Linked DNA regions of Homo sapiens: regions 2 and 3 are each linked to region 1. A link is a loop called in an ENCODE intact Hi-C map of the cell type or tissue named here. Cell type or tissue: endothelial cell of umbilical vein. All regions are shown on one strand. Each heading gives the region's core, and the rest is flanking DNA. Links, peaks and the distances in the headings are about the cores only.

Region 1 (10,252 bases), core at 1,327-9,326:
TTTTAATACATAAATCTGCAGAGAGAGTTTATATATAGCTTTCTCTAAAGCATGAATTTTCAGTTTCACTATTCTAACAATATTATTTAGTTTAATCTCACATTTTCCTGTTCAGAATTGAAAAGTGAAGCAACAGGTGTTAATGCATTAATTCCTTTAGCAGAAAAAGAACTTTACTAACAATTAAATGATGTCATGTTTTCATCACTGTCAGCAGATGCTACAAACATAAAATAATTTCATTTCAAGATGATTTGATTTTGTTTCTGCCATTCATGGAATCTAAGTAATGCTTTTGGAAGTTCATTCTGTCCAAGGTGAAACATTTAACACCATAATAAATACTGATATAAATTTAGTTAAAAGTTAAACATAAAAATCATAATAAATGCTGATATACATTTAGTTAAAAGCTAAACATATGAATTGTTTCTGCTGTACACATGACTTTAACTAAATCTAAACAAGCCATAATATTCTACCAATCAAAATAAAATTTGAAAATAGTGTTTATATATGTATACCTTATACATATATATAGTGTATAAACATATAAATATAGAGAAAATAGTTTATATATATTTGTTAGTAACCATGTGGTAAAAGAGGTATAAAGTATACGGTTTATATCTAGTTAGAGTAACTGAACTACAAATTTTTGTGACAAAATTGAAGCTGAATAAATATTTCAGTATGACAGCATACACTTCCTTTACTTTCTGTCAGAAATCTAATTTTATAAATGTTTGAGCTTTCGAAGAATGAAGCTGAAATAGATGAAAAGAGAATAAACCTAGGTTGTTGAGAATGGGAAATCAGAGATCTCATTGAGAAGACATTTTGAAAGATTTCTTGGGGACTGGAAGTACACATTGATACATCAAAAACAAGGAACTTATTTTCTGGAAGTCAAAAAGGAAAATACTGGAGCAGAGATGGAATAAGTCTTCCCAAAAAAGACCGCATAAATTGTCAGGCATATATACAAAGATTAGGACCAGCTGGTAATAAAGGAAGAATGTTAACTGGAAGCACTATCTGTGGAAAAGCTACCTCAGCTATCACATTTTCTGCCTTCTGATACATGCAGAGCACTTGGCAACCCAGAATCTATACCCAGATATTAAACTGAGAGCTCTTCTCTAATAGAATTAGCTAATATTCCTGAGCAGACCTGAGTTGTTTAATGTGGCACATTGGGTCCTCTTTTGTATTCGTGTACCCCATATTCAAGAAATACCCATCACGGAGAGACATCTACAAAGAAAGTGCTGCTTCCATATATATTGTAAACAGAGGTAAAGAAAACTGCATTGACTATTATAATAATTAAACTAGGCTTTCATTCTTAACTATGGCTGGAAAAAAAAGAAAGATTTGCCAAATATTTGAGAAAAAAATTAAGCAAAAAGGAGAACAAGGTAAAGAAAACAACTGATCTTGGAGAAATCTATTTTATGGATAAAAGAAATTAAAAAGCTTTGAAAGTAGTATCTTGAACAAGACAAATTAAAAATATTACACTGAAATCAGAAAAGAAGTTTTTAAGAATTAAAAATATAATTTCCCAAATTATACACATACACATACACACACCAATAACACAGACATATAAGGTTCAAAGAAGTTTCCCGAAATACAGAACAAATAAACTAAAAGTCAACTGACATAAAGGAAAGATAAAAGCATAAAGTAGGATGTCTGCTATCAGACTAGAGTACTATAAAGAGACCAGAAAAAAGGGAAGAAGGAAATAATAAAATTAAAATCAAAAGAATTTGTCTCAGAGCTAAAGAAAAGCTAGAGTTTTCAAATTAGAGGATCCAACATGGTACATTCATAATAAGAAATACTTAGCAACAGAAAAGGACAGACTACCAATACAGACACAACATAGATGGATTTCAAATGCATTATGTCAGGCAAAAGAAGATGACATATTGCATGATTCCATTTATGTGTCATTCTGGAACAAGTAAATATATAAGGAGAGAGACACATCAGTGGTCACTAGGCGCTGAGGGAGAGAGAAGGGCATGAATAAAAGAGGGTATGAAAGAAAAGCCAAAACAAATTTCAAGCGATGTCATGGACTCTCCTGCAAACCAGTGTGATTTTGTGGCGATACCCGATCTCGTCTCATAAGTCAGTAATAACCAATAGTTGTCTGTGCTGGAAACTTAGTACCAATCATTAGGGGTCACTCAGTGATTCATTTGTGGCCAAAATGCAACTATGAGCTTGCCAAATAGAATTAAAATGCTGCAGGGTTATTTGTCAAGTGTTGTTTGACATGCAGTGACTGTGTTTTCTGTACAGAAACCATAAACATCAGGTATATTTCAACCAAATAAACTGAGGCCTGAGCCTATCTAACACACATTTATGGTAAAGCATGTAAAAGTAAGACAACCTTTGAACATATGTCATTTGTTCCCCAGGACTTCTTCAAATTATGTATCTATGAAAGTACGATTATAAAAGGTAAATGCCACAAATGTTTCCTGAGCATCATCTCAGTGAAGAAATGCACAACATGATAGGGTTTTAGATTTCTGGTTTTCTGGTCTATTGTGATGTTTGTCAGCTAAAAAGTTTCTTAACAGTTGGGTGCAAATGCTTAGGAAGCCAATGGCTCTATTACAAAACATTGGTACAAAAGAAAGTTGTTTGTCTTTCAAAGAAAATTCAATATTCAGGTTTTTTGCACATTTTAGCTAGCTCATGAGCAAATTGTAGGTAGGTGTTTGACTCATACCAATGAGTGACTAATAATGTAAAAAACAGTATTAAAAATTGAGGGAACTAAGTAACATAGTTAAAAGTAGCTGTAAGCCAGTAGGAAGGAATATCAAAGCCAAAGGAAAGGATACCTAGAACAGAATAATGAAGATTAAAGCATGACAACCACAGGTTTAATCGTCATTATTCTGTTCTTTATTCTGTTCTGTGGTGGAAGCTCCCAGCATCTCAGGCAGTCATCTACTTAGTGCAAAGTACTTAGGTGGAGTTAGCACCTTCCAAAGACTGCTTAAGTGAAGGAATGTGTGTGTATGTGTGTGTGTGTGTGTGTGTGTGTGTGTGTGTGTGTGTATGTTTGTATAGGGGGCTTAAGAACTCTCAGCTTGTGGTATCTGATAAGGAAAGTTTTGGGGGACAGTGATTTGAGTAAGGTATATTTTTCTTAATTATAATTGAGAGGCATGAACCTAAACATGAAACCTTTGGATTTTCAGTGATGTACTGGTTGTTAACAGTACCACATAAGGTCCTATCCATGAGGGTTCAAAACAATCTTTTTCTGGTGTTATGTCCAGAAAATTAAGTCTCTAGGTTTTAGATCAAGCAAAGGTTATTTAAAAGGATATTGAGAAAAGGCTGCTCATAATTAATGATTGATTAAACACTGTATTGTGTAAGTCCTTTGAAATATTTAATAATGTCAGTTTGTAATAAGGCAGAATCTAGAATTGGAGAGGATATTCAAAACACATCAGATATTCAGTTATCAGTTTAAAGGAAAAGCTACTAAAGACACCTGAAAGAGTTAACCTTTGCCATTAAAAACTATTATGTAAACTAGGGTATATCCATATAATGATAAACTCTGGCAATAGAAAGAAATAAACTATAGATACATACTGTAACATAGATGAATCTCAACATAATTATGCTGAGTGATAAAATCCAAACAAAAACATGGTACATAATATATAATCTCATTTTTATAAAATTATGAAAAACACAAACTAATCTATAGTGACAGATAGCAGACCAGTGGTTTCCTGGAGACAGAGGTAGAATATTAAGAGGTCGGAAGATGTTACCATGGGGAATAAGAAACTTCTGTAAATGATGAACTTGTTTATTTTGAGTTTGTGATGGTTTCATGAATATATACATATATGCAGACATTTCAAATTACATTCTTTAAATATGTGCTATGTATTGTACATTAATTATAGCATAATAAAGTTTTTAATAAAAAATTAAGATGACATCATCATCATTATCATATAATTTCGTTAAATGCAGGCATACTTTAGAGTTTGGTTCCAGAACTCCACAGTAAGCCAAGATCATAAAAAAGCAAGCCACATTTTTTTGTTTTGTTTTTTTTCAAGTCTGTATAGAAGTTTTGTTTGCACTGTAGTGTAGTTTATTAAGTGTGCAAATAGTATTATGCCTACGAAACAATGTATATATATGCCTTAATTTTAAAATACTTTGTTGCTAAAAAATCATAACAATCTTCTGAGCCTTCAGGTATTGAAATCTTTTTGCTGGTAGAGAGTCTTGCCTTGTTGTTGATGGCTGCTAACTGATTAAGATGATGGTCACTGAAGACAGGGGCAGCTGTGGCAATTTCTAAAAATAAGACAACAATGACATTTGCCCCATCAATGGACTATTTCTATCATGAACGATTTCTCTGTAGTTCAGTGCCGTTTGATAGCCTTTTACCCAGAGCAGAATTTCTTTCAAAATTGGAGTCAATCCTCTGCAACCCTGCCATTGCTTTATCAATGAAGTTTGTGTATGAATTAGTCAAGGTTCCCTAGAGGGACAGAATTAATAGGATATATATATATATATGATATCTCTCTCTATATATCTATATCTATATATATATCACATATATATCTATCTATATATCACATATATATCTATATATCACATATATATCTATCTATATATCACATATATATATGAGTTTATTAAGTATTAACTTACACAATCACAAGGTCCCACAATAGGCTGTCTGCAAGCTGAGGATCAAGGAGAGCCAGTCCGAGTCTCCACACTGAAGAACTTGGAGTCTGATGTTTGAGGGCAGGAAGCATCCAGCATGGGAGAAAGATGTAGGCTGGGAGGCTAGGCCAGTCTCACCTCTTCATGTTTTTCTGCCTGCTTCATATTCACTGGGAGCTGATTAGATTGTGCCCACCAGATTAAGGGTGGGGTCTGCCTTCCCCAGCCCACTGACTCAAATGTTAATCTCCTTTGGCAACACCCTCGTAGACACATCCAGGAACAATACTTTGCATACTTCAATCCAATCAAGTTGGCACTCACCATTAACCATCACAATGTAATACTCTAAATCCTTAGTTGTCATTTCAACAATGTTCATAGCATTCTCACCAAGAGTAGATTCCATCTCAAGAAACTACTTTCTTTGCTCATCCATAAGAAGCAACTTCTTATCCATTTAAGTTTTGCCGTGAGATGACAGCAGTTCAGTCACATCTTCACATCTTCAGCCTCAATTTCTAATTCTAGTGCTCTTGCTATTTCCACTACATCTGCAGTTACTCCCTCCACTGGAGTATTAAACCCCGCAAAATTATCTACGATGGTGGGAATCAACTTCTTCCACACTCCTGTTAATGTTGATAGGTTGACCTCCTCACATAATTTGGAATGTTTTTAATGGCATCTAGAATGGTGAATCCTTTCCAGAAGCTTTTCCATTTGCTTTCTCAGACCCACCAGAGGCATCACTTTCAATGGCAGTAATAGCCTTAAGAAATGTATTTTTTAAATAAGACTTGAAAATTAAAATTCTTCTTGATCCAGGGGCTGAAGAATAGATGTGTTAGCAGTCATGAAAACAACATTTTTTTCGTATATTTCCATCAGAGCTCTTGAGTGACCAAATATATTGTCAATGAAATGTGATATTTTGAAAGAAATATTTTTTTCTGAGTATAGTTCTCAAGCGTGGGCTTAAAATATTCAGTAAACCATGCTATAAACAGATGTGCTGTCATCCAGGCTTTGCTGTTCCATATAGCACACAGAACAGATATAGCATATATAGATATGATAGATGAGCATCAGATTCAACTTGAGGTCACCAGCTGCGTTAGCTCCTAACAAGTCAGCCTGTCCTTTGAAGCTTTGAAGCCAGGCAATGACTTCCTTTAGTTTTGGAAAGTCTTAGATGGCATCTTCTTCCACTAGAGGGCAGTTTCATCTGCACTGAACATCTATTTATGCTCATCCTCAATTATCTTAGCTATTAATAGATCTTCTGGATAACTTACTACAGCTTGGATGTCAGCACTTGCTGCTTCACCTTACACTTTTATGTTCCAGAGATGGTGTCTTTCCTTAAACCTCAGGAACCAACTTCTGCTAGCTTCAAACTTTTCTTCTGTGGCTTCCTGACTCTCTTAGCCTTCATAGAATTGAAGAGAGTTAGGAACTTGTGCTGGGTTAGGCTGTGGCGTCAGGGAGTGTGATGGCTGGTTTAATCTTTCATGCAGGCCATTAAAACTTTCTCCATATAAGTAACAAAGCTATTTTGCATTTTGATCATTTGTGTGTTCACTGGACTAACAATTTCCTTCAGGAACTTTTTCTTTGCAGTTACAACTTGGCTATTTCTTAGAAGAGACCTAGCTTTTGTTCTATCTCAGCTTTCAACATACTTTCCCTACTAAACTCAATCATTTCTAGCTTTTGATTTAAATTGAGAAACATGCAACTCTTCCTTTCACTTGAATACTTACAGGTCATGGTAGGATTATTAACTGGCCTGATTTCAATATTGTTGTGTCTCAAGAAATAAGGATGACCATGGAGAACGAGAGAGAGACGGAGATATGGCTGGCTTGTGGAGCAGTCAGAACACACACATATTTATCTAGTATGAGTGCTATTGGTGGCACCCCAAAACAATTACAATAGTGACATCAAAGATCCCTGATCACAGATCACCATAACAGATACAATACTAATGGAAACATGTGAGATATTTTGGAATTATCAAAATGTGATATAGAGACAAGCAGTCAGCACATACTGTTGGAAAAATATTACTGATACACTTGCTTGATGTAGAGTTGCCACAAATCTTTGATTTGTAAAAACCACACTATCTATGAAGGGCAATAAAGCAAGCTGCCATAAAAGAAGGTTTTTCTGGCTTTCAATTATACAATGGTTTTAGAAAACATAATTTATGTAGAAAGTTTGAATTATGAAAACTGTACATTTAATTTTATTTAAAGGAGAATATGATATCTACGAAAACCACAGGGAAGCCATAGAGTTATCTTTAAAACAAAATTACAAACTCATTTCAATTAATGCAAAGTTACACATTTTTATCAAAAATATTACATAAACTTTAAAAAATACAATTTACAAACCTTGCCTTCATAAACAAAATTTAAATCACGTTTGAAAGCTGCCCTTTTATCTTGAATCAAGGCCTTTTCTTCTTATCTTATAACTGCAGTTACAAAGCCATTATTTAAACTTACTTGTTCACATTTCTTAAAGCAAAATAATCACAGTTAATTAACTTTTTCTTCATTTTCTTTAGACATTTTTAGCTGTTTATCTGAACTAGATATTCCTAGAGTGTGCATATAACAACAAAAAAATTGCTTTTTCCTGATCAATTTACCTTTAAAATCTTCTAAGTGAGAGGCAAAAACAGAGAGAAATGGAAAGAAATGGTGAAAAACAGTTTGTCTTTAGACAAATGTGAAATAAATCAAAGTTGCCTGGGTTTTTTAGGTGTAGTTGAAAGAGGAAAAAGCCAAGGGTCTTTGGGGACATAGCCTGGCCTTGGGAGTGGGGACGAAGAAGAGGGAGAAGCTGAAAAGTGGGGCAGAGTAAGAGTTGGATGAAGGCGAGGAGACTGGAGTAGGATTGAGAAGCATCCCCCAGAGAAGCAGTCTCAAGCTTTTCGCATTTTTCACTTAGCTTTTGTATTTGTCTCCTATCGCATCCATAAGAAATTACCACACACTGTGCAGCTTAAAACAACAGAAATTTCTCAAAGTTCTGGAGGCTAGAATTCTGAAGTGAAGGTATCTGCAGAGCCACGTTGCACCTCTGGGAGGTATAGGGATTTTTTTTTCCTTTTTTCTCTGACTCCCAGTGGTTGCTGACAGTCCTTGGCATTGCTTGGCTTTGCCATCCCGTTACTCCAATTTTTGTCTTTGTCTCCATGGGGTCATTTTTTCTCTGTGTTTCTCCTCTCTGTCTCTGTATTTAAATCTCACTCTCCTTCCATTAAGATCACATCAGTCATTGGATTGAGGGCACAGCATACCCTCACCTTAACTTCCCTATTTCCAAAAAAAGAACACATTTACAGGCATCCATTGGCAAGACTTAAATATATCTTTTTGGGGGACACAACGCAACCCACCACACCTTTGCTGGAAGTCTTTCAGAGAACCAGTGTTAGGGTCTTTAGAATTACATTAGAATTGTCTTTAGAAGCTTTATCCTAACAGTTAAAGAAAGCAAACACATTTTTTAATTGTAATTTTTCTTTCTTTCTATACCAAGGCTCCTATTAAATGAACAATCTTGTACATATGAAAAATTCCCACAATAGGGAATTCCCACAAAAGGGCCACAATGATTCCAATTTGTCTTTGGTTAGATTGTGACAATTAGAAAGATAAACAAATAAATTAGCATAGTTTTATATATAAGTAATAAAGGTGAGTTTCCCACCCAGTGAGTTGGGGCAGGCCCCATGAGTGAGAGTAAGATAACCCCATGAGAAATATACAATTAATAAAAAATGAAGCTTGTATAACTTTCCATCTACAGAATCTAGTTTAGAAAAAAAAAAAAAAAAAAGGGGACAGCACTAGAAAGCTCTGACAAAACGCTGAGCTAAACAAAGAGGTTTCACACAGTGGAGAGTCCTAACATGGTTTCATAAAGGTGACCTGAAACAAACTTTTCCATATGGCGCCTGACTAAAGACACTCTCTCAACTCCTCAGCCCCCAGGGTCTGTTCAATGTAGGCTTATCAGCCCCTCCCTATATATGCCTCTTCAGAGGCAATGCATAACACATAAACAGAAAGACAAATGCAGACAATCACAAACATCAGAGCGTGTGAAGCCAAGATTCACGAGGACACCCAAGTATGATCAGAACATCATATTCTAAGAAATAAATAGTAAATCTGACATTAAATGACTCACTGAGACCATCAGAGCCCAAATTCAGTGTGAAACTTGATCATATCAGAGGACCAGGCTACCTCAATCTTGGAGACACATGTACACTGTTACCTAGTCATGGATCCTGGTATACAGCTTTAAAAGTCTCAGCCAAATCTTGGTGGAATATTCACTATAAAAGCTTAATCAGCTAAAGACTATCAAAAATCAGCCAACAGTCAAACATGGTAACTCTCAAGTAAGAACTGTGGAATGCACCTAAAAGAGAGAAAAAGGGAACCAGGGCATGCTACTCAACTCATGAGAAAAAGAAAACAACTTTTGCAAAGTTGAGTTTCTGCTGAAAGATTATGGGGAAAAAAAAAAAAACTGTCAGAGATGGAGGGTCATTTCTGAATTGATACTACCTAAAGCAGGATTAGAAGTGGAGATTGGCCAGGCGCAGTGGCTGATGCCTGTAATCCCAGCACTTTGGGAGGCCAAGGTGGGTGGATCATCTGAGGTCAGGAGTTCGAGACCAGCCTGACCAACATGGAGAAACCTCGTCTCTACTGAAAATACAAAATTAGCTGGGCATGGTGGCCATGCCTATAATCCCAGCTATTCAGGAGGCTGAGGAAGGAGAATTGCTTGAATGAGGGAGGCAGAGGTTGTGGTAAGCCGAGATCATGCCATTGCACTTCAGTCTGGGCAACAAGAGTGAAACTCTATCTCAAAAAAAAAACAAAACAAAACAATGGAGATTAACTAAGAAGTGGTTGCTGTAATGAGGTGAGGGCAGTTTAACCATTGCATATCCATAGGCATAAATTAAAATAGCCAAGAGAGTATGGGTATTATTGGTAAGAATGCATTGGTAAGAATGTAGCATCTGGGCATAGTACCTCACGCCTGTAATCCCAACACTTTGGGAGGCCAAGGTGGGAAGGTGACTTGGACCCAGGAGTTCAGAACCAGCCTAGGCACATAGCAAAACCCTATCTCTACAAAAACTATAAAAAATTAGCCAGGAGGTATAGTGCACACCTATAGTCTATCTACTCAGGAGGCTGGAGCAGGAGGATCACTTGAGCTCAGGCTCAAGCCCACAAAGCTACAGTGCACTATGATGGCATCACTGTACTCCAAACTGTATGACAGAGCAAGACCCTGTCTCTAAAAAAATAATTAATTAATTAATAATAAAATGAAAATAGCAAGGAGTAGTCACTCAATGAGTGGTTGCCAAAGCATTTTACAACTGGTGCATTAACTAAGGAGAAACAGTGTTTCTTCTTACTTTTGCAGTTGATTTTATCTCTGT
Region 2 (10,252 bases), core at 1,538-9,537, 980 kb after region 1:
CTCATTACTACAAGGACAGCGCCCAGCCATTCATGAGGGACCTGCTCCTATAACCCAAACACCTGTCACCAGGCCCCACCTCCAACATTGGGGATGACACTGCAACATGAGGGAATGATGTGAGGGGACATTTGAAGGGAATGAAACATCCTAACCATATCAAATGATAAGTCTTTCCAATTTTAAGAGATTATTAAACTAACGAAAGCAGCTATACTACTACCCGAGTCAATGGCAATGTAGATATTTTCACTTAACATCATGGAAACTTGAAAAAAAAAAAAAACAGCTCTGTGAAATGCTGCTAAAAAAAAAAAGACACACAGCAGTCCGTTGACTATTACCTGTGGCCAATTAACCAGACCACTTCATTTCCAAGCTCATCATTGTGGCAGTCTTGACACTCAGTAACATTAAATGAGACCAACTGCTGCCACATCAGCCACGCATGCCTGTTAACTACACTCTGTAAGATAACAGATGCAATCAGGTTAGCAAAGTCAGTTTTATTATTTCCATTCAACTAGTTAATATAAGGAATATTATTGAAGAATTTTAAGACTAGATGAATCCTACTCAGACAGACTTCATGAGACTACTTTTCCTTTTATAGAAGAACAAAAGCACAAATTCCAACTACCTGTCACTTATTTAAAAAGGAAAAAGAGGAATGATACCACTATTAGCCAAAGATACACACTGCAGCAGGAGATGTGCCCCAGCTTGCAGATGCTTCAACTGTCAGTGCTGTCTACCTCACCCTACCCTCTCCTTGCAGCATCAACTTTAGAATGCAGCCAATACAATGGAAGTTGAGAGAAGTATTCTGAAAGTTGAGTGACATACAGCCACACAATCACTCAATTGAATAACCAGAGTTACAGTTTTTGCAAACCGGAAGGCTGTCACTCAGAGCAACACCTGGCCTTTGCTCATTGGACAGTCCATGCATATAATATAATAGCTCCTTCACTTGTTAGTGAGAAAAGAGAAGGTGGTGAAGGCCGCTATTGCCTGAATTCCAAATAGCAGAAATATTTCAGTGTTGAGTTCTGTGGTTTGCAATACTAGTGGTGTCACAAGTGAAAAGGAAAAGAAAATAATTACAATTACCAAAGAGAAGAAAAACAAATGCATTTCTATTTCTTACCTTTGTTGATGCATTCTCCATTATTTTTTGGTGGAAGGTGGGGTATAAGAACCAAACTGATTTCCCTAACTACACATCCCAGAAGGAAATGTTACCCTGAACATTTAGGATGGCAGAGGCCAAGACCTATGTATGTACTGTATATGCATATACGTACCAAATATTTAAAATTAGTCTTGTAAATGCACTGACATTCATTCACAGCTTGCAGTCATACCCATTGACTAAAGCTCCCCCAAGATTCCAGTAAATGGTACAGTAAAGTACCAAAAACACCAAGTCTAAATCATAAAGAATAAATAAATCATTCATTTATTCAACAAGTGTTTAATCACATCAGTCACAGGCAGTTTTTACGATTTACCAAACTAGACACTATTCTAGCACAGGGAGGATAGCAGTGGCCATAACAGCAAAATTGCTGTTCTAATGGAGCTTAAATACTCAAGTTGTGGATGCAGACAATAGACAGAATAAATAATAAAATATAGAGTGTATTAATAAGTGACAATTACTCTGCAGAAAAATAATTCCTTCAAATTAGTCCAGTTTAACTCAATGTAGGAAGATAATATAAGGGGCTACAATTGTAAAAAGGATGCTCAAATACTTTAAAGTGAAACGGTGAATGCTATGAATATTTAAAAGCAAAGTAATCAAGGAAGAGAGAAAAGCCAGTGCAAATGACCTGAGAAAGGAGTGTGCCTGATATACTCAAGGAAAAGCCAGGAAGGCAGCGAAATGGAGAAAGAGTGAACAATGAGAGAAGTCAAAAAAGTATGGGGGCCAGGCGCGGTGGCTCACCTGAGGTCAGGAGTTCCAGACCAGCCTGGCCAACATGGCGAAACCCCGTCTCTACTAAAAACACAAAAATTAGCCGGGCATGGTGGCACGTGCCTGTAGTCCCAGCTACATGGGAGGCTGAGGCAGGAGAATCCGTTGAACCCAGGAAGTGGAGGTTGCAGTGAGCCGAGATCACGCCACTGCGTTCCAGCCTGAGCAACAAAGCAAGACTCCATCTCAAAAAAAAAAAAAAAAAAAAAAAAAAAAGTATGGGGGAAAGTGGCCAAGATTGTGCAGAATTTTGTAGGCAATTAAAACAAACAAACAAACAAACAAAAAAACTGGCTTTGGTCTGAGTGAGATGGGGGCCACTGGATGTGAACGGAGGTGTGACAGGATCTAAGTTATGCTTTAAGTGGATCACCCTGAGTGCTGTGTTGGGAATAGACTGAAGGGGGCAAAAGTGGGGGCAGTAACACCACTTAGGGGGCAGCTGGAAGAACGAAGATGAGAGATGACAGTAGCTTGGACCAGGATGGTAGCAGAGCGAGCAGGGAGAAATGATAAGATTCTGGGAATCCTTTGAAGATGAAGCGAACAGGATTTTCCAGTGGAAAGGATGTGGCATATGAGGGAAAAGAAGAACCAAGAATGATTTCAGGTTTTCCAGCGGTTTTTTTGTTACTTGCTGTGGTTTTTCTTTTTGCTTTTTGAGCAACTGAAGATAGGGAAATCTGTGAGTAGAGAAAGTTTTAGAAGAAAAAAGCAACTGTTCAGTTTTTAGCATAATTTGTTTAATACGTCTATTAGGCATCTAAGTGAGAGTGTTAATAGGCAATTGAACATATGAATCTACAATTGGGTTCTGGTTTGGAGATATATATTTGGGAGTGGTCAATGTAAATGTGAGGTTGATATCCCAAGGGAGTGAGTACAGATAAAATAAAGAAGATGAGAGTTCCAAGCTCTAGGCCTTGGGATACTTCAATAGTAAGAGAATGAAAAGAGGAACAGACATTAGAAATAAAGACAAACAGAAGTGGCCAGTATTTTAGGAGCAACATTAGAATCCAGGAGAAAAACTTATTTCAAAAAAGAAGAGTTATCTATAAGCCCAAGACAGTTAATAGCTATCAATAGAAGGCTACTATAGTCAAATTACTTGGTATCCAGTCTATCTTGATGTATTATGCAATTCAGAGTGAAGCTGATACTAGCAACCAGAAAATAGAAGTGCTAATAATAATAACAATAACAATATGTCACATTATATTCTTATTATGTTGTCACGCATTTTGACAAGTATTTTACAGTCATCTCATTTAAAACTCTCAAAAACCCTAGTAAATAAAGATTTTCCCTTTTTTATAGAAGATATTCTGAGGCTCAGGATTCTTGTGATTTCCCTGAGTTAGCACAACTCTTAAGATGAGAAACTGTCCAAAACAGCTCAACACCACAGTCTGTGCTTATAACCACTACACCATAGTGAAGATACCTCACCATGCCGCAGTCTTCGTTATTCTGAATTTCCACCGTTTAAAGAGCTTTAGTAACTTTGAAGAAAGATCTTATGTAAAAGTCAAGAAGAAATAACAAATGCACAGCTAATGATAAAATGTATTCAGAATTATAACTATTATAACCAAATATAACTGTTCACCCTCATGAACCATTTTTGACACAGTGTTGAATTCAAAGATATAAAAGTTCAACTCCAGAAATCTTAAAGAACAATATAGATCTTTACTTATAATTTCTTAAAAATAAAGTATGGGGGTGTCAGGGATAGGGGATACACAGCATTTAACAAAAAAAAATACTTTCTAAATATTTTATATGATGTATTTCTCTCACCCCCAAATTTACAACTGCCTTTCTCATAATTATCATATCTGGTACTCTGTCCCCTAAACCCCTGGTGAATAAAATCATCTGCCTCATTTTTGAAGCAGAATAGCATAGGTAAAATTAAAACTCAGGTGCCAAGCTTTGTTACCCAGTCCTACCGTGGGAATCCAACTGCTTGGGGCGTCAGTTTTCTCACTTATAAAATGCAATAATGATAATATCTCACCCTGAGATTATTGTATGGATTGAACAAATCATTCTGTTTAGGCATTTAGTACAATGCCTGACACATGGCAGGTGCAAAATAAGTGTTAGCTATACCGTATGGTGACAGCACCTTGGTAATATTCCACAAAGAATAGCATCATCTCTGTACGTGCTTCCCATGCCCTGCTCCTACTCATACTATGGTGCCTCACACTCAGTTTTCTTCCCATCCTTACTGAGCTGAGGATGATTCATCTCAGTCACTATGACTCTTGAAGCTCCCCTTGGAAAGTCCAGGAGCAAAACTCATCATATTTCTGACATGATACCAGTCTCTGTCTCTGATGATATTAGGGAAAAGTGGTATTCACTTAATTCTTTCCCTCAAGGGGCTGACAACCCCTAGAAATCCCTTGCTAAAACAACTAAAACAAATGTGGGATTGTCTCTTGCCCCCCAAAATTCCTGAGCAGCCTAGTGTCCTAAGGTCTGCAAAACATGGAGAAATCGAGGAGGAGGCCAGAGAATCAAAGCAACTTTGCTTATGATCAGCACGCCACTTTTGAAAAAAATAATAGAGTAAAATCTCCAACTTGATTATAACCAGCTTCTTCAGGGTTTGCAACCTGGAGACCTTATTTTTTTGAGGGGTCAGATTTCATGAAACTGAAGCATACTCAAATCACTCGAGCCGCCGAAATCATACCATCACCTCAGGTTTTAGTTGTTTGTGTGCCTGAAGGTTTGCTAGAGTTTCCTCTTTTTCCTCTTCCAAAAATCATGATGGTTACTTGGTTTGGAAATAAAATCCAGAACGTTGCCTATAAATAGTAAATCGGCCTCAAGTTCTGATTGACCATGCTTCAATCTACTGCCCCCTAGTGGATGGACCACCGTTGCAGCTGCACCTCTCCTTAATTCATAGTTGCCAATTCAAAACTATAAGCTATTCTCCATGGCAGTTCCTGATGAGTTAGAATCCATGAATGACCTGAACGCCTGTAGACCCCCACTTCGTTGGTGGCACTTCCCTGCCCTGAGGCTATTTATCTTTGTTCCATTTCAGTGGCATTTCTAACTGCTTTTCGAGACCTTTATTCCAGTCCCTGGCATAAAATTTCCTACTAATTTCTCCAGTTTCTAGGCAAGCTGGCCTCTACCCTTGGACTCAAAGTCTGCTTAACTCCAGTCCCACAGTTACAGCCAAGTCCCCAGAGATTTGTTCTCGTCCAGTGAAGTAAGGCAAAACCACTGAACAAGCCTAAACATGGCTGTCACTGACCTCTTCTCCCTTTCCAAGAACAATTCCAATTTCCTCAGTAAATGGGTATCCGTGGAGTCTGTTAAAAATCAATTTTCAGCCCATTTGTTCACAAGGAAATTTTTAAGGCTTCCTCTGTTGACCCTCAACCATTAAACTCAAACAAACCAATATGATGCTACAGGATACAAACTGATAGGATAAGATCTACCCAACCAGAGAAATGTTCCCCAGCAAGACAGATGCAGCTACTATTTTCCCTATAATAAGAAATTATTACCATCACAAGGACTACCTTAGCTCTATCTCACCTGAGAGCCTTGTCTTTAAAAGCAAACCTTAACCAGTCATAGTCTGGTCAAGAACCAATGACATAAGGGGTGATCTGACTTACACACAATACAATTAAATAGTTTTTTCTGCCTCCCTCCCTTGTCTCATCTTCAGTTGTCCCCCAGCAACTCATTGCTCTATCCTCATGACCTTAACTCCTTCTGACTTATTGTTTCCTTATTGATGTCTCATGACCTTCTTACTATAATAGGTGATATCATCCAGAGGCTTGATATCATAGGAGATAAAAGATTGAGTTCATTCAGTCAGCTCTTCTTCTTGGTTAATCAACCATCTAACTGTTGACTCTAAGTTCTGCCTTGGACATTGTGTGTGAACATTGATACTGGTCAGTTCCTCCTGTTTTTGATTCAGTTTCTAGAATTATATGGCTTACCCGTAAATCTCTGCCAAACTTCTACATCTATCCTTCCCTACTGCCCTACTGTAGATATATCCTATGGACACATATGTACATAATACAAGGAACACTCCTCTATGTTTATATTTTACAAAATTTCATAATGCCCTGTTTCTTCAGTTGAAATAAACATGCAGTATAAACTTCATAATACTAATTTTCATATAATTCCAAAACATAGATGATCATACTGAAGGTACACTTTTAGTTTAGGTCTAGGGTAATAATTTGAATCCAAAAATCCCACATGTGCCTCCCCATACTTATTCCAAATATAGCTGACTGTCACCTGGACCAGTCTTTATACAGCATTGCATTCAATTAAACAGCAATCTGACCACAGAAGGCCTGAAGTATTATGTAGGTCTTGATTGTGAATTGCTTTTAATGGATAATATGGAGAATTTACACAAAGCTTCACAGAAATCTTTCTAAAAATTATTTCTGGCCATTTCTTATTCAAGCCAGTTCTCTCTCACACAGATGCTGCCTCTTACTTCTCCATGCTCACTTCCTGCCTTGCTTCTCTCTCTCTCCCTTTCCATCTGGTATGGCTTACACACCCAGGGCTACTGACAGGTGAATGTGCACACCATCTGCAGCCCCCAAAGGAGCAGAGTTTGTCTTCTGCTCAGAATGCTTCTCTCACAACAGCCAGCGCTCAAAGGAATTCTGTTGAACACAAATACAAATTCTCTACCTTGTTAAACTTTCCATTTCTAAAGTGTACAATCATTCACCTACCACACAACCACAACAATTTCATGTTCTGCAAATAGAATTTATTTTCAATGACTTCCTCTGGACATCTCTTTCTGATTTTAAGCCAAAAAATCAATTTAAGATGGTCCTAAATGGGGAAAAATCATAACAAGTAGTTGGTAACAGGCATATTTATATCATTGGAAATATGAATGAATGCAAAAGCTATTTTAGATGCATAGACAATATTGGAGGATGATAATTATAACTTGCCTAGGGTATACAGTGTGTATGTATTTTACCAATGCAGATATTCTCTTGCTTTATTGGTATCCACATTACTATTTGTTCACTTACATCTACAGATTTGGGAAAACCTATAACTGGTGCTGCATTCCTGAGTTTCTAGAAGACTACATGGCCCTGAGGGCCAATTTTCAGAGACCAATACATCTTGTTGGACTAGGTCTGAGAGACAAGAGTCTGAGAAGAATACTAAGGACTTTGATGGATTATCACTAAAACTGAACTTTGCTGAAAAGTTATAAATCATCAGCTTTCTTCAGGCTTAGATGGGACTGATACTAGAAAGATCATTAAAGTCACCAAGCTGTCCTCAGGCCTAAAAAGTACATTGAAAAGACTATAGTCTACCAAAAATGTAAACGAGTGTAATACACATTCCAGGCATTTGAAGTTCAGGCACTAATCATCTCAAATAAATGATAAACAAATGACGAGTTACATGTAAATCTACAGTGTTGTCAAAACATTGCCCTTGTAATCCCAGATAAATGATGAAGTTTATAAAAGGAGATTTCTGAGGGTCATGGAAGATTGTTTAAACATACATGAAGAGTGGTTTAAGTGCTAATCCATTGCCATTTATGTAAACTGCATTTCTATCCTTGGTCTTTGCTGCATAAAATTGCCTCATCATTTTATAAATCCATAGACCTAGTTGAAACTAGTCCCTGCTGGAAACAAATTTTTCACATTAAGCTTGAAAGTTTTAAACTCTCCTCTACATACACATAGTGACACAGTTTTGAAAACCTCCATTCAAGATGTGACAAAGTTTAAAGCACTTCAGAACTTTCATGGAGTATCACTTTCTATCCAATCCTAAAAGATCTAACAATGCAGAAATGCTTCCACATCAAGATGTTTCAAAAGGTACTTTATAAACGAATCTGGATTCTACCGAAAGCTGTTACACATCTGCTTTGCTTTACCAATGAAGAACACAAACATGTTGATGGTTTCAGTCCAAACCCTTTTTGCAAGCAAGAAGGAAATGCAGAATGTTCAGCTAATTGCTAAGAGGAAATCCATATGTGTTATTTGCTTTCCATGAAAGGACAGGTCCTCTTGCTATTTAATTGATGAAATGTTGTACACAAAACTGACAGTGATTAATACCATTCTAAGATGCCATTTTAAGAGCTGTAAGTGTAATGCTTTGGAATATGTTCTTTGACATTTACATTGCTATTTGCTAGGTAAAAAATCTAGTTCTTGCCTTAAGCATTTATATTGGGGGAGAAATGTTAAGTAATTTCAAATGGCAATATCTTCCTGGAGAGCCAATCATTAGAAAGCCAGGAACCAATTACTTGTGCCCCAGATTTCCTTGTTCAAAACAAACAAACGGTATCCTACAAATTCATCTAGAAATATTTATTAAGCACTCAGGATATTTTGTGTGGTTTCCCTTTGATGTGCCTCTTCCTACAAAGAGACTGGATGGACATAGAATGCCCCAAATTCGAGGAGCACATAATAAAATGAATGAATTTTTCAACAGATCTTCCATCCATGGTACTCTTCCCACAAACTCACGGAGAACTCAGCTGGGAAGTCTGTCCTCCAGTGAGCTCCAAGACAATACATAATGGCTCTCACATTTCCTTCTTTGATGCAGTCTCAAAAGGCGGTAGGGTTCAAGCCTGCGTTTTCTTTTGTAATTTCCAACATAGGGAAGGATATGAAGAGCTTGTTTTCTTCTTCAAAGAATTCACAGTTCATTATACTTAAGCTTTCCACAGCCCTGTGACCGCTCAGACTCTCCCCGAACCCTAGTGCATTACTGCCACTGGAATCACTTATGTCTAACAGGAATAACAAAGTTTCTCTTTTGCATCTACCATAGTCATTACTCCTGACACCACAAGTATTCAAACACCAGAATTTTACAAAAACAAACCACACAAAATAAATCCAACAGGCTCTATTGCCTGAGTTCTATTGCCTGAGTTCCTTGATGAGGGGACACTCTCGCTTTCTGACTGACATTCCTGTGCCTCACATCGAGTTGAAGGCTGGCAACACAAACGCAAACATCCTAAGGCATCAAGCAGGTAACTATAGTAGGCAAAGGAAGCAAGATGACAAGGGCACAATGTTAAAGGTTCCTAACGCTGCTATTTGCTAAGAAAGCAAAATTGCAAATACAATGAGTGGCAATTGACACTGGCCTCAGTGCCTTGGAGCCTGTGGTGAATTTGCCCTATCTAAAAGGACCAGTAGTTAGTAAGCCCCATGCACGTGTTTGCACACAAGAATATAAGTCCTGAATTGCCAGGCCTTACAAATTCTCTAAGAGCTGGAAATCAAGATTTTCATGTGATTCTCCCAACATTTAAGTTTTTAAGTGATAGCAATTAAGCCATCTGAAAGAAAAAGCTAGCCACATGGTGAGATATATGTGTTCAGGATGAACAAAACCCACTTTGTGGACCAGATCAGGGCCAAAGGCTGAGAGTTTGCACCTCTAGTCTTGGCAATGCTCAAAAAAGGTGTGTTTTATTTTTCTGATTTTAATTCAAGCCCAAGCTGAGAAGTTTCAGAAAGCTAAATCTGGAGTTCTGCTCTTCAAGTCTTCTCTGACATCTCTTGTCAGAGCAAGGCCCCATACAAGTCTAAAGGAAGCAAATTCTCTTGTCAGCCATCATTTATCTTGAACACTGGAGGATGGAGTCCATGACATCCAATGTAAATACCAGTAACCAAGTGCAGATTAATGCAACTGCCATCCACTCATCTCTTCAATTATCCAGAGGTTCTTCAACACAGAGAACAAATCATAAGGAAAAATGAAAGACAGTTGAGTTGCAATTATAATAAAAATTTTAAAGTGGTATTGAAGGCTCAGTAAGTACTTTGCAAGGTAGAGGAACAGAAGGATTAATTTAGGGGCAATGAAAAGCAGTGATATGTTGGCAATTTAGGCGGTTGAACAAGTGCATAGCATGTATGGAATTCCAGTGTTTTTATGGGCCACCAACCAACTGAAACTTCCTCCTCCTCTTGATGGTGAGGCTCTGTTTATGAACCACAGCATGTTTGTGTTTCCTACTCAAGCCTGCTTTACTGCCCTGGAGTCCCTGATGCCAACACATACGCACGCATTCTGAGTTCAGGGACTGAGCAATCCACCTTTCAAAAGCCAACAGAAGTATTCTATGCCAGTCTCCGTTCGACTTTGAAGATGCTGACCAGGGGAAAAAATAAAATCCTCCATTCAAATCTTATCCTTGCTAAT
Region 3 (10,252 bases), core at 945-8,944, 610 kb after region 1:
CTTCAATTTGGGGAATAACTTTCTAAACGTAAAAGAAAATGGGAATAATACAAAAAGAAAAGTAGATTTTGTTCCATAATAATATAAACGTCTTGATGTCAAAATTACCATGTACAAAAATAAACTGCAAATAATAAAGTAATGTTTGGAACAAATATGACAGTTATAAGGCCTTTTGAAGTAAAAAATATTTATCATTTCAGAATATACTATGTGCCAGGTTCTCTACTAAATACTTTAGTAGGTTTAAAATAAACAGATATATAGACTTTCTTTTTCTTTTCTTTTCCCCCTAGAGACAGGGTCTTCCTCTGTTGCCCAGGCTGGAGTGCAGTGTCACAATCAGCTCACTGTAAGCTTGAACTCTGGTCTTCTAGGAATCCTCCCTCCTTGGGCTCTCAAAGTGCTGGGATTATAGGGGCAAGCTACCGTGCCTGATCTAAAGTAGACATATTTAAATTCAATATGTTATTTAATTATATTCTATTAACAGGCTTCTTCTGATGTACAATTTCAACATCTTGATTTTAAAAATTATTTTTTAGTGGAAGCAGAAAGCTTAAAATTGGAGTTTCCTACTTTTGAATCTAAGTCTGTGAAGCTCTGAAACTTGTTTTCATCACGCTATCTAGATTACTAGTTAATTATTAAGAAATATAGAAAACCATAGCATTTGATTCAATAATCCCACTTCTTGAAATGAACCATCACTTGTAAAAAATAATTAGAAAATACCGTATATCAATACCAAATAATAGAATGCTGGCTTAATAATTTGTGAAATGGCTGTATAATAGAAAATTTAACATGGAAAGATAGATGTAATACAATCATAATTTTTAAAAGCTTGATCCAAAGTGTACTTCTCTATGATATAATTTAATTGACTTTTATGTCCTATTTATAATGCACCTTTTATTATGCCTGGCATTTTATATATATATATATATATATATATATAATATGTTGACATTGGACTATGGTTGATTTTGCTTGATAGTGTTTGCTATTTTTCAAATTTTATTCAATGATTATATTTTACTTTAATACTTGAGGAAATATGTAATACACATAAAAGTGAGATATGTTAAAACATGCATTTAAACACTCAGAGGATGTAAATTAGGCTGACTAAACTTCTAAAATCCAGCAGATGTTAATACCCAAATGGTATTTCCAGTAATTTAGCTGTAGAAGCCTACTTTTGAAGTTGAATATGAAGTAAAATAACAAAATAATCAATAATTTAACTCACGTTCACCAAACTCCCCAAGGAATTTCAGAAATTATGTGGGTCAGAGTATAACTTGAACTCTTAAAGAAAGCCAAACTAAAAAATAACAGGAACCCAGTAACTCCATCATTATTCTCCCTCTTAAAGGTAGCAAATGATGTGTCAAAATAAAGCAGTGTATCTCTAATTTCGTTTTACAGAAATAAGCCTTGATTAAATTCAAATCTTTGTAGCCTAAGCTGCAAGTTAACCATCTTAGATCACTATTTTTGCACAATTTTCAAAAAATGGAAGATAGTCTTCTATCCAATATAGAAGACTTCTATCCAAGAAGACCAAGACAGTCTTCTCGAGACATTTTCCCAAGTATTCAGGACACAGCTAACATAGATTCCTGATTCCACCCCCACCCAGAAACTAAACCCCTGTCTCTGGGTTGCCCCTGTCTTGGCAACAACACTTCCAAGAAAGCCTGTTTCTCTATTTACCTAAAATGTAGAGGGATCTGTTTTAAATGTACTCAATGACTTCACATTCAACTGTGAATAAAAAGAAAGCAAAGCTAAGCAAAATAGGGAAGTTTTGTCCTCCGGTGACTGGAGCTCTCCAGGGAGCTCTAGGTTTTCTTCAGGGGCAAAGAAAGTACAAAAAGAAAAAAATTGTTCAAAACTGAGCTGTGTCCATGGCAGGTAGGAGGAAAGAAACAGGTCAGAAGCAGCAGATGGTTTCTGTTTTCTTTTGGCACTTTGTTCTACTTCTAAACATTTTAAATAGAGCCAAATATCTGATTCTTATCTTGTTCTTTAAAATATATACTTTTAAAGCTATATTTAAGCGTTAATTTTTTATTGATCTGTGATAGCCTCCTACAACATTGACCGTATCACATTTGTATTTCCTGGTTGCTTTTATTTATATTTGTCTCTCTCTAAATTTGCATGTGTATGAATCTATCCACCTGTCTTCTACTTATCTTTCATAGTTGTAACTTTTTGTTTATCAGTGTGTATTACTGTGTTCTACTTTGTCTTTTTGACTCAGTAGTTGAGAGAGATTTTTTGTTTGCTTGTTTTTAATATTGTGTCATTTGTAGGCATGATGTCAGGTTCTAACTGAGGTTCGAGAAGAGTTGGTGGGTGATTATGGGGTTGCTGGAAAAACACTCGAGGAATCGTAGACAGTTTCGATATGGCTTTTACTCTCTCTCTCTGGGCATAAGCGAGCCTGGGAGCAGGCAAGCGGTGGGTGTGAGCAAGCTGTATGTACAGCGTTAGCAGGATAATTATACCTTTTACAGACAATAGTGGCTCTGAGCCAAGCACGAGCTCACGTGGGTGATCACCTAATGCCCCTCACATGGCGTGATTACATAATGTACCTCACGTGGCGTGGTTATGTAACTTGCGGAGTTGTGCACCTGTGCTCCAAACCCACTGAGTCATGCTGTGCCAGAAGGCCAGCTCGGCCTACTCCTGACTAACACACAGCCATTTCCTTTTCACTCCACCCCCTAGGCCAAGGGAATCCTCTGGGCAGGAACACGTGCCCACAGGGCAGAGCCCTGAATTCATAACCCACAACAACAATACAGAGAGCAACAGCTCACTACTAGGATCCCAGCTATGCTACTTATGATTATTAGGGCCCAGTGTAGGCCAGAGCCTAGAGATGCCCACCATCTCTGCAGGTGGTTGTCAGTAAGGCTCTAGACTGCCTTAATCTCCCATAGGAGCCCTCGCAGGGCTGTTGTGTTCTGCTGATTGTCAGGGATAAAGGTACAACATTGTGTTCCTAAAAGGGCACAGGTACTTCCTTGTGCAGCAGTTACTATGTCTAAGGCCATTTCGTTTTGCAGTACCTCCTTTCTCATCTGATCAACCTCACCCATTAATAGGTGGAGGGCCACTCAGGTATAATTCAGAGCCTAAGCGGTGTGCTCTACAAGAGAAGTAACCTGTGCTCCTACAGTTATGACACCAGCTCCAGGGATAGTCACTGCCAAGGGGTAGAAACACCATAGGGCTCCTTGCATTCACAGAAACCAAGAGTGTGGCATCTCTCAGTTATGTAGGTGTCTGGGCAATGTGGGAAGAACAGTGACAAGTACATAAGGCCACCCCCAAGTACAATGTCCAGTCCAGTCCGCTGGTAGGTAAGGCTACCCTGTGTCCCCACAGACCCATAAACCCCCAGAGGGCACCAAATCCATCGAGGCCCAACCTCGGTGGGGCTGCTTGTTCCACCATACCTTCAGTGTGATGACACGTGTTTTGTTTACACAGGCCGTGGTAGGTACCTATCCCACAGGGGTGTTACCGTAGTGCTCCTCTATGCACCACAGTGCCTGGGCCGGGGGTACTACCTGTTCCCCCACTAGCCATCCCCACCCATCATAGATGCTACAAGCCAGTCAGGGGGCAGGTGCACCATGGGTCTTGCAGAATCCTTTGTCCAAAGCTTGCCACATTGTATTCCAGGAGTTGGCCATGGGTTAACATAAGATCATTAACAAGACCATGAAGTATGATGGGGCTATGCATATGGCCCTGCAGCAACACTGTGAAAGTCCATTTGTGCCCTCCCATGAAGGCAAACTGTTCCTGGCTCTCCAGAAAATAATGCATTAGCCAAGTCCACCACACACTGGTACTGGCCCAGTTCTGTCAAGCGGTCCATCAAGTCCATGATAAACGGCACAGCTGCCAAGCCGTCCAAAATATCCACCCCCAGGATGTATTCAGGTATGGGAGAGACATGCACAGTGCATAAGTGGGGAGCCAAACGGCCAATGCCTAGGTGCGAGATACAGGTTTCACTTTCACTGACTGGCCTTCAGAGCTGTCTATGCAACCTTGCCCAGAAACTTATCCGGGTTCCCGTAAACAAGGCTGCAATCTTTGCCAATATCCACCTGCACCAGCACCCGCCGCTGTACATTGGTGGGGGACCAGTGGATTGCTAATTCCACATGTGGCCTTTGGTTGTCTGGTGTTCTCTCAAGCCAGGCACCTCGACCAGTTCCCTAATCAAACAGAAAAAACATTTCCATCTGGCTACAAGTAGTCTTTGAGCTGAAGCACCTGGGCGGGACTAGCTCGCGCAGCAATGTCTTTCTCCCCACTGGGCATTTTCTGGAATTGCTGCTCCAGAGACAACTGTCTCCACAAAGTCAGAGTACTTCATTGGGCTGCTGATCAATTTTCTCTCAGTCAGCCCCAGCCAAAATCAAATCTATCTACATCTGTGAGCATGTCACTCACTGGGGCTCCGTTTTCTCCTCTGGGGGGAGTCTCCTGTGGGTGGGGCAGCTTCTCCTTCTTTAGGGCGCGGTCCCAGTGATGGTCTGCTGCTTCCCCGAGAGCCGCCATAGCAGTGGTCACTTCATGTATGCAGCACCCTACGTACAGGGCGAGGACAGCAGCTAGGGAGCTGAAAGCACTTGGGGACGCAGAACCCAACAGGAGATCCGTCATGTGGAAGGTGAAACGTTCATCATCTGGCCCCCAGATATTCAGGTCAAACATAGCCTGCCGCATGCCCATCTCCCGAATGACTTGCACCAAATCTGTATACGACTGCCATCTACTGACAGTTTCTGGTATTTCACCAGCGTCATTCCACACAGTCCACGTGGCTGTCCAGGCGGACAGAGGTTCCCCTGGATGCTGGCGGCACTGTTTGCCTAATTCCTACAACTCAGTTGGGGTATGGGCAATATATAAAGTGTGTTGCGTTATGGTGGGGGAGTCCCTGAGCCTGCCCTTGGGGCCCAACGGCTGTTCATGATCTACTTTCTGATGGACCACTGGGCCAGCCCACAACGGGGGTTCATCCTCCTCAGTCTCAGACTGAGTGGGGGGTCTCAGGCCAAGATGGCGGACCCAGGCCTGCATTCACTGCAGCCTCTAATTCCTTTTCCAAGTTCTGTAGCCAGGTCTCCAGGCGTCCCGCCTGTGCCTGAAGGTCCCTTACCTGGGCTGCATCCCTCAGGGACTGAGTGTATACCTCTCATAGTGCATTCAAAAACACCCATCCAACTCTGCCGACAAAGGCTCGCTCCTTCTCAGTGCTCTGTGCTTCCAGCTGCACCAGCGCCTTCATGCTTGCCGGGGACCCATTTACCACCACCCAGGTTTCCACCATAGCCCATCCAAGCAGCACAGCTTGAGATCCTGTTCATGTTGCCAACTGTCAGGTTCTAACTGAGGTCTGAGGGGAGTTGGTGGGCCAGTGGTGGGTAGCTGGAAAAACACTTGAGGAATCGTAGACAGTTTCAACATGGCTTTTACTCTCTGGGCACAAATGAGCCTGGATGCAGGCAAGCCATGGGCACAAGCATGCTGTATGTACAGCATTAGCAGCATAATTATACCTTTTACCGACAGTAGTGGCTCTGGGCCAAGCACAAGCTCATGTTGGTGATTACCTAATGCTCCTCACGTGGTGTGGTTAGGTAATGTGCCTCACATGGCGTGGTTACATAACGTGGGGAGTTGTGGTGCCTGCGCTCCAAACCCGCTGAGTTATGCTGCTGGAAGGCCACCTCAGCCTACTCCTGACTAAAGCACAGACATTTCCCTTACACATGACCATTGCATTTTTAAAATATAAAGGTCCCTTCTAACAATTTTTTTTTTTAGGACAACTATGGACATTCTGAAGCTTTGTCAAATTAGCATGTAGATTTTCTTTTTTCTTTTTTTTTTTTTTTTTTTTTTTGAGACAGAATCTTGCTCTGTGGCCCAAGCTGGAGTGCAGCAGCACGATCTCTGCTCACTGCAACCTCTGCCTCCTGAGTTCAAGCAATTATCGTGCCTCAGTCAGCTGAGTGGCTGGGATTACAGGCACGTGCCGCCATGCCTGGCTAATTTTTGTATTTTTAGTAGAGATGTGGTTTCACCATGTTGGCCAGCCTGCTCTTGAACTCCTGGCCTCAAGCAATCCTCCTGCCTTGGCCTCCCAAAGTGCTGGGATTACAGACATGAGCCTCCACACCAAGGCCCTTCTAACAATAAAAAACATTATAAGTATTATAATTTCTGGCTGTATTATTCAATTTTATGTAAGGTTATCTTCTCTCTAATTATATGTATTTTATATCAGACACTGAGCTTTAATTCCTTTAAAATATATTTATTTGGTTCTCAAGAGAATCTGTACAGTTTGAAGTACTTAACAATACCAAGTGGCTTGTTTCATATTGGATGTTATAAAATTAACAAAAAGACTTATTCAAAAATATTGATCATATCTCCCTAATGAGAGCAATGTACGTTTTTATCATAAAGGCTTACATACACGAATTACGATTACTATACCATGAGTCCTAAAATACATTTCTATGTTCTCTTGGCTAACAAAGCTTTGTTTGCATCAGTTTTTTTTAATCAATCCAGTTCTCTGTTTAGCATTCTAAAATATTGTTGCCTTACACCAAGATTTTTGTTTCTTATTTCAGGTTGTTAATTTCTATGACCCTAAAGTTCTCTGTTTTGACATATTAATTTGGTCAAAACCAGGGTGTTAAGCATGGAGTTTTACCAAATGGTCCCTTTACTATGCTTGATAAAAACCTTAGCTTCTTGTATTACTTGAATATAAGTGACTATACACAACTGCAAATTTCTAACTTTCAAATCGGGCTGTTCAACATCTTGTGTCTGATTCTTTGCTTTTCCTCTGCCAAGTTCAGCATTCCATAAGCTATGATGAAAGAAGACTAATTTGAAAGTTTTCTCTTTAGGGAAAATGTATTTCCTTCTCAAAGTCAGAGCTTGAAATGGATACTACCATTGGACGTTATCATAAATGGATACTCCATTAGATTATAATGTAACATTTTCTGTATATAATTCAAGCTTTCTCATATGGCTACGACATTTTTTAGAATGCACCTTTAATTTACCCATATATATGCAATAATGTGTGAGTTAAAGATACAACAGAATGTGTGTGTGTGTGTACATATGTGTCTGTGTGGGTGTGACCTATATTTAAATGTTTATATAACCAGTTAATCAAATACTTACTGATTAATCTTTAGTATTCAACATGATAATAACAAATACTTTAATACTTTTTTTTGTATCTTGACATTAAGATTACTAGATATTATTTAATAAGGTAATACACACAACTCTACTCAAGTAGAAAACATTTTTCCAATATATGAAATGCAACACATAGTTCTCAAAACTATCCAGGATACCTGCAGAGGTTCTCTGTTTCCTTTATGTGTCCATTACAGGTCTGAAATAAACTACATATTTTCAACCTTTTTTCATGACAAGTTGAAAGATATATTTATTAGAAAAAGCCTAAATGCTGCTTCCAATTTTTTAAATCTAAATTTTGTATCCATAAGACCTCTTTTACCTAAGCAAAATTTGTTTTGATACAGAAACCTGAATCAGTCGTTCATGTGTCTGTCATAACATATGTAGTTGGGATTTCATGTTGCTTTTTTATTTTTAGGTTAACAAGTAAAAAGCCAACTAACCTTTTTCTTCCAATTCAAGCCTTCAAAAATGTTATAAACATTTTTAAAACAGATATATGTGATTATAGATAATATATCTTGACTCAAATAAACCCTCTTATCAGGAGCTAGCCAAAGCATATTTCTAGTGAGTGGCTTTCTTGTGTCATTTTGTCAGTGATTATCAGCAAAGATTTAAGTAATAACTAGCAAATATCCTACCTGCATTTGGATGTGAGGTAGAAGGCCACTGCGGACTTTTCGTCATCTCTTTTAGTGACAATCTTCCCTATTAAAGTTATTTAGCCAAGGAAAATATCTGACAAACTTGTTTACTACTTAAATATGCTAACCAGTAATAATAAGGTATGTGAAACATCTGTGCTAAATGTGAGTTTCACAAAGATAGGTTTTCAGCTTTAGAAAAGTGTAGATATGTCCTCATTTCAAATGCACACATGCAAATTATTATTCTTGTCTGAAACTGGCATACCCTAGGATTCCTATTTGATTGCTTTAGGAGACTTGTTTGGGCCTACACATATATTGATTTAGAGAAAATGTAAACCACATTAATCTGGGTACCAGGAGATTAGAATTCTTGACTCAGACCTGTTATTGACTTATTTTTTAGGCATTTATTAATCCTTATCATGGCTCAGTTTTCCTATCTGGAAGTAGGGTTAGGAAATACATATATAATATTATATAACATTTATTTATATATAATATATATAAATATATTATTTATTATATATAAATTATATATTTTAATATACAAATAAAAATTTTATAACGTATATATAAAATTCACAGATATATTGCATGGAAAGTAAGAGAATAAAGATGCTGTATTAATATAAGCTATTAGGTGTAGCAACACAGAAATATTAAAACTTTAATGCTTAGTTTCAATTTTTATAAATGTTTATTTATTTCTTAAACTTGTATTTCTAAGCCACGAATGCCTTGGGAAATGTAGCAAATCATTTACAAATTTCTGAGAAACAAATATGTAATTTTCATCTACCTATGATGGACTCTCTCAATTACTATTTTGTAAGAAAAGACAAACTAACTTATAATTCCTCCCAAAGGTATTCTTGGTTAGGCAGCAGATGAGCTATATGTAGGAATATGGTGCAATCGAAATCTAATTATATTCATGTTCTTATTTGCATAGTTTTTTCCTGTTCAATGTCACCCAGGAACTACTAAGCATAAAAGAATCAGTATAACTTCTGGCAACTGTGTTTTACAATCTCCCCTTTGCTCTCAACCAGCATAATTTTAATCAAAGGTTGGCAATCTATGGCCCACAGGCCAGATTTTACTCACCACACTGTCTGTTTTTATAAATTAAGAGTTATTGTAACACAGCTGAGCCCATTCATTTATGTATTGTGTATGGTTTCTCTTGCAATGTAACAGGGAGTCCAGTGCTTGTAAAAGATACTGTATGCACTGCAAATCTCAAAATATTTACTATGTGGCCCTGTCCAAATAAAATGTGTTGGTGCTTAGTCTAAATCATCATTTTCTTATTTTATAAAGCTATGGAGAGGCAGCATATTGTAATTGGAAGAAATACAGATTTAGTGTCAGAAACTCTTCTTCATACCCCAAACCTCAATTTCTTTATATATAAAAAGACGACAAGTTAGCCTTGTTCTTTCCATAAACATGGAAGAACTTTAGAGTCTGGAAAGTTGTCTGTTGCATCTCTTGGACATAGGTAGCTAGATATTTAGGCCCCAATAAGCTCTTCCCCCGCCCATGAGTTACATAACTATGAGGTGGATCATGATGCTGTTTCTTTACCACAGACTGTTATATAGGAACCTGAAATAGGTTGTATGGAAAAGAAAATGATAAGGCAATAAAGCTCTATTTCATGAGCTATACCATCTGTAGAGTAGGCAAAACTGTTAAAACATGAGTCATATAGTGTCACTCCTCTTTGCTGAAAACTCTGCACAGCTCCTCCTTTTACTTCAAAGTCTTGCAAGCCTGCAAGGTATTGCATAACCTGACCCACCCTTACCTGCATTCTCTCATCTCACACTACTCTCCCCGTCATTATTCCAGTGCACTCATACTCGCCTCTGTGCAGTGTCTGAATCACTCAGTGTGCTGGAACATGAGGCTTTCACATCTTGCCTGGCTGCCCCCCTACCTTTCTTCAGGACTTTGATCAAATTATCACCTTTCATCAATGCTTTTTTTTTTTTTTTAGATGGAATCTTGCTCTTTGACCCAGGCTGGAGTGCAGTGGCATGATCTCAGCTTACTGCAGCCTATGCCTCCCAGGTTCCAGTGATTCTCCTGCCTCAGCCTCCCAAGTAGCTGGGATTACAGGCGCATGCCACCACACCGAGCTAATTTTTGTATTTTTAGTAGAGACAGGGTTTCACCATGCTGACCAGGCTGGTCTCGAACTCCTGACCTCAGGTAGTCCGCCCACATTGGCCTCCCAAAGTGCTGGGATTACAGGCATAAGCCACCATGCTGGGCCCACCAATGCCTTTTTGACTACATTA

What was found. Peaks named below come from ENCODE experiments on the same cell type or tissue, not always from the same donor. Only the 100,000 strongest peaks of a DNase experiment are listed, where the experiment ranks them.
Region 2: it touches region 1 in a loop (12-fold over the local background); 3 of 110 quality-filtered maps call a loop at or near these places.
Region 3: it touches region 1 in a loop (7-fold over the local background); 12 of 110 quality-filtered maps call a loop at or near these places.

The regions. Positions count from the first base shown.
Region 1 is chr5:106,263,465-106,273,716 of GRCh38, forward strand. No RefSeq gene overlaps it. Among named protein-coding and RNA genes, the nearest start is that of LINC01950, 740 kb to the right of the region's middle. In endothelial cell of umbilical vein, for the core only: a CTCF peak has its summit at 5,989 (motif pointing right); no DNase peak of the experiment used is centred there.
Region 2 is chr5:107,243,393-107,253,644 of GRCh38, forward strand. No RefSeq gene overlaps it. Among named protein-coding and RNA genes, the nearest start is that of LINC01950, 240 kb to the left of the region's middle. In endothelial cell of umbilical vein, for the core only: a CTCF peak has its summit at 4,882 (motif pointing left); a DNase peak (open chromatin) is centred at 4,869.
Region 3 is chr5:106,871,161-106,881,412 of GRCh38, forward strand. The region is part of intron 2 of LINC01950 (long intergenic non-protein coding RNA 1950); the gene reads right to left. Among named protein-coding and RNA genes, the nearest start is that of LINC01950, 130 kb to the right of the region's middle. In endothelial cell of umbilical vein, for the core only: a CTCF peak has its summit at 4,832 (motif pointing left); no DNase peak of the experiment used is centred there.